Linked DNA regions of Homo sapiens: region 1 is linked to region 2. The links are chromatin loops, found by intact Hi-C in ENCODE. Cell type or tissue: IMR-90. All regions are shown on one strand.

The links. Peaks named below come from ENCODE experiments on the same cell type or tissue, not always from the same donor. Only the 100,000 strongest peaks of a DNase experiment are listed, where the experiment ranks them.
Region 1: it touches region 2 in a loop (2.6-fold over the local background); 2 of 110 quality-filtered maps call a loop at or near these places.

What each region holds. Positions count from the first base shown.
Region 1 is chr2:167,964,122-167,966,621 of GRCh38, forward strand. STK39 (serine/threonine kinase 39) reads right to left here. Exons shown (of 18, transcript NM_013233.3): 17 at 541-605. Among named protein-coding and RNA genes, the nearest start is that of B3GALT1-AS1, 24 kb to the left of the region's middle. In IMR-90, a CTCF peak has its summit at 969 (motif pointing right); no DNase peak of the experiment used is centred here; H3K27ac peaks cover 328 bases.
Region 2 is chr2:167,291,530-167,294,029 of GRCh38, forward strand. B3GALT1 (beta-1,3-galactosyltransferase 1) reads left to right here and starts at 1,472. Exons shown (of 5, transcript NM_020981.4): 1 at 1,472-1,805. RefSeq lists an enhancer at 738-1,351 and a silencer at 1,587-1,636. In IMR-90, CTCF peaks have their summits at 999 and 1,611; a DNase peak (open chromatin) is centred at 1,452; H3K4me3 peaks cover 1,678 bases; H3K27ac peaks cover 531 bases.

The sequences.
Region 1 (2,500 bases), 670 kb after region 2:
TAACTGTTGAAATATCTCCTTTCTACAAAAATCTGTTACTGTTGATTTGAAATGTGGAAGTAAATTGTTGTGTCTTTGTCCGCCAGCCTTTGGTGAGTTGTTCTACAATTGCTTCCAATTACCTAAACCATTTCTACAACAATCAGCCTCTATTTTTAAAAGTTAGAACCACTTGGCTTTTGTCTTAGGAAAGCTTTATTAAGAGTGTTGCTTTGAATTCAGTGTAATTTTGTCTTTATGGTCAAGTTGCAATACAAACTGCAAGCAAAATGATCTAGGCTTCAAGATTCTTATATGGCCGCTCTTAGTCAAAGGTGTGACGATAAGAAAAAGCTATGCTCATAGAAGAGGACACTTCCAGTCACAATCAGAAAACGTTCCCTAACGCTGCAGAGTCAAATGCTTCCAAATGCAAAAATTGATTCTAAAAGAAAACAACAACAGCAAAATTACAGAGTAGGTTATTAAACTAGATTATTATTCCCTGCTGGCACAGCATGGCAAAATATTACCTCCTTCTTTCCATAACTTTCCACTTACCAACTTAAATGTCAATGTTTTTAAAGCTTTGGGATCATCTACAATCTTCTGTAAATTAGCAGCCACTGTAAAATATAAACGTAGAGAGAAAGTTTCCAGATTATTTCCAATAACAGTGGATTTTCACATCAATGACTCAGAAAATTTGACTAATGATGCAATAAACTGCAAAATCATTTTTCATAAACATTGCAAAGTCCATATAAATGACCAAATTACTCTCATACAGATATTTCTACAACAATTGATATCATTTCAGCAATCTTGTATCTATGCACATCTGAATTAATCACTGTATGTCAACTCTGCATTTCATATAATAAAATCTGAAATTTCTAACGGAAAGTAGAAATGATAGCAGCCCCCAGTGTTTCCGCCACTTGGCTTCTCTAAATATTCATTACTAAGAAATTTATTAGCCAGGAGAGGGCAGTACAAAACAAAGAGGAGAGGTAGTGGGGAGAAAAAAAAAACAAAAAAAAACAAAGGCTTTCTCTGGAAATAGAAGGTCAGCACATTTGAACCCCTGTCCTATAAATTCACTCAATTCTCTGAACCCATTTTTATCAAGGCAACAAAATACAGTGGATAACCTCTACAACTCAAGCGCATGTTTTAAGGCTTTCAGAGCACAGTGATCTGTCAAACCAGGGAAGTGCCACCTTGAATAATACCCAAGTTTGCTGAACAGGGTCAAGCACTAGAGTAGACGCTGTCAGTTTGGAGCTCAGTGCTGCAGATATGTTTTCAGTATTAGCTGGATTCATTGGAGATCTGTCCTTGTTCTTCACGGTGTAATGATCTATCTGATACTCCAGTAGAGAAGTCAGTTTTTTCTGCTTACTCCTCTGGCTCAGGGTACTGCTAATGAACAGAATTATCAAAAGCTAATGATGATGGAAACTTAAAACTTACTTTTTCCATGTCCACACCTGAAGTATAAAGTCCTGAAAGTCAAATAAGGGCTATTGCTTAGGGAAGGAGAAGTTACTGCTGAAGAAATTATGGGAGAATGTCGTGTTTGTCATTTTTATTTTTTTATGAGTAAAATTATCTGCTGCTTCAGTAGTTAGGTATTGAAGTTACCTGAATTTTTTAAGATAAAAAAATTTTAAGATAAAATAGTACACATACAAGTATTTTGAGAAAAGTGTTTCAAGTAGAAAAATTTAAGTAGAAAGTAGTAAGAAATCTGCGCAAGTTTTAATTTTCTCTAAGGTCGACTGACAACAACCTAGATACATGGATTTTCTGCAGATTAGTTTATTTCATTTAATCCATCAGCTGCAGAGGAGAAAAAAGAAAAATTATGTACTCAATATGGCCTATTTCTCTTTATAAACCATAATTGCAAGCATCATTTTATCTTCATTTGTTGCCCTTTTAATACTTCCATTCTGAGTGATCTGCAGTTTCATTTTTACCAACACTCCTCCCATCTGCCTCCTCTTTTTCTCCTCTTTCTTTTGCCCACATAAGCAAGCACACACATATCGGGTACACCCCAGGGCACCAATTCCAGAATAGTTATCATCGCAAAGCTTCCTGTGGCCTTTCAACAGTTTTCTGAACATATTTTAGACACTAAAATCATCAAGTCATTTATGCAAGAAACATTGGCTCATGGAGTGCAAAGCTCTGCTGTAAAATCCTGTCCACCAAAGCCAGTATTTATCATGTCAGGGCACTCTGACTACATGCAAATTACAGCAAATGAACACAGTACCCATTTTCTTAAAACATAAAAGTGTTCTAATAGTTCCTCTGATTTGGGCTGATTTCATGAGTGGCCATAAATTCTTCGTATAAATTTCAGTCCTTTCATTAGTTTCTCAGTTAATGTGGATGATTTACTGCCTTGTTCTGGGTCATCTATTTCCAGTCTGCTCTCTAATGTTCAGTCAAAAGCAGAGCTCTAGCCTACACTAATTCACAACCCTCTCTCCGGTGTACACGTATA
Region 2 (2,500 bases):
GATCATCTGGCTCCCAAACTACATTGGTCAAATTACTGAAGGGGAGGAAGGCATAAGAGAATTGGAAAAAACAGTGATGATATGCACATAATTTCTATAGTACTAAAAGATGGCAATACACATCTATTTTGCAATCAAATTTTCCTCATAATGCTAATAAAATTTAGACAGGGTTTGTTTTGGTGATCACAGGATATATGGAGTTTTTAAAGAGTAAGGTAAGTGAAGAAAAGGGTGATTATTATTGCAAACAAAAAGGATCCCTTAAAAATACAATTAGCAAGAAGAGCTTCAGCATCATAGCTAAGACACATTGAATTCCAGCAATTTGTCAACTATGTAGCTGATATACACACTTGATTTTTGACCCTCACAACAACGTTGTGAGGTGGGTATGACTATTTATCAGAGGGTCACTTTGGGAAGGTCCCAAGCTTATTACAACCTTCATGTACAACTTTTTTTTTTTTTTTTACTAGAACATTGTAATATAAACTTATTGGTAGAACTCTGAGCCATTCAGACATATTTGTACTAAAGAAACTAAAAATGTTCCATAAGGGAAGATCATTACAATTTAGGGGAGAGTGGTGCAGAAAAACATTTTGTGGCTTTTGTTTTCTTTTTCTTTTATTGCTAAATAACATTACTTCGCTAGTGTTTGAGTCAAACACACATTAAAAAAAACTATTAGAACATTCAGACTTGATTATCCAAAGAAAAAGGAAAAAAAGGAAGCCAACCAATTAGGGTGGCTGCTTAAATTATCTTTCCCCATTCTCAAGGTTTTTTGTTTGTTTGTTTGTTGCGTTTGGGGTGGGGAGGTGAGGGGCGTTTATTTGGAGGGAAGACGGGGAAGGTCCACTCTGCCTACAACTCCGACATTTCTCCGTGTGCCTCTTTGCTAGCTGGGGACACTTCGTGGCTGATTACTATGAGGAGTGGTTCGAAGCCTAAGAAGTAGTACTCTTTTCAGCTGCCAAAGGGAGAAGGACGGGGGCGCTGTCTGGTGACTGTTCGCGTGATTCCTTCAAGGCGGCGACCACCTCCTGGGATTCGCTCTCCAGCCGCGCCGTTCGTACTCGGGTCCCGCGACCCCTCCCCGCTCCCCCCTCGCCCCAGCGATGCCAAGACGCTGAACCGCAGGGACGAGGCTCTGGGGACAAAGTCACCCCGCGGCGCCCTTTCCTGCCAAGCCGCGGGCTCCTGGCGGTCAGAAAGCGCCCCAGGCCCACCCCTGCGGGCCCGGCTTTCCCTCCTCACCTAAGGCTCCGGGGCCACGAGTCCCCCATCCTGCGCCCCTCCCGCGCCTCCCCCATCCCAAACCCCAGCAGCGTCGCTGCCTCTCCCGGAAACAAGCCCGCTGAGCAAAGGCGGAGGAAAACCTTGGGCCTTCCGCTCTGATTGGTCTCCCCCCGCCGAGCGGGGCGAGGCAGCGATTGGCTGCCGGGCGTTGTCAGTCGCCGAGGCCAGAGCCATCGCCGGGGAAGCGCAGCCGGGCTCGGGTGCTTCGGCTGCCGCCGCGGCTGCTCGGCTAGTGCAGCTGGGCGAGCTCGCGCGGGCGCCGCCGCCGCCTCTGCTGCTGCCCACCCCGCCGCGCCGCCGGCGCTGCCGGTCTTGCAGGCGGCCGCCGGGGAGGGGCGGCCGAGAGAGCGGAGCACGAGGAGGCGGGGGCGGCAGAGAAGTGATGCTGGCGCCGGGGATCGGGGCAGCGGCAGCGGAGCAGCAGCATCTTCGGGACCCTGGCTGCAGCGTCCCTGTGGCCCGCGCGCCAGCCCAGCGGCCGGAGACCACGCGCCCCGCGGGTAAGGTTCTGTCCGGCAGCGCCCGCGACGCCCCCGGGACGGCTGGCGTGGTCTTTGGGGGTTACGAGGCGCGTGGTGGCCGGGGCATCCCGACGAAGGTGTTGGGACCCGGACTGCGTGTCCCGACGCTGGGCTGTGCTACTGCCCGCGCCCGTGCGGCTCCAGCTGGTGCGTTCTCCCTTCCGCGCTCACAGACTTTGACAGCGCGGGGATGGCATTGTGTGAGTGTGGATGTGGATGCGTGTGTGCGCGCGCGCGGCTTGGGGCACTTTGCAGCGAGAACAGTGGGTCCCCTCTGCGTGGCCCGACGTCCTTCAAGGACCCAAGCTGGGCTGGAGTGAGTAGGATGCTGTTGGCTCGGCGGGAGGTAGAACGCACGGAGCGCACGGGAAAGTCCACCGTGGCTCGTAAAGAGCCGAGCAAATTGAACTTTATTGCGGTGATTAAAAGGAGCTGTGGACCTGGCGCGCCAGGGGAGAGGCGCGTTCCACGAGGCTCCCCAAAGTCCCACTTTGCCCCGGGGACTTCGGAGGGGAAGGGAAGAGAGGGAAAAGTAACTGTTGGTCCACATTGCTGAAGAAAAGGAGGAAAGAGAAGTTGGGGGTGGGGGTGGGGGTGGAGGTTACTCTTGGGGGAGTGGCGACTTTTAGGTGTCTGAAGCCCCGCGTGGGAGGCTTGCTACACTTTTCTGGAGC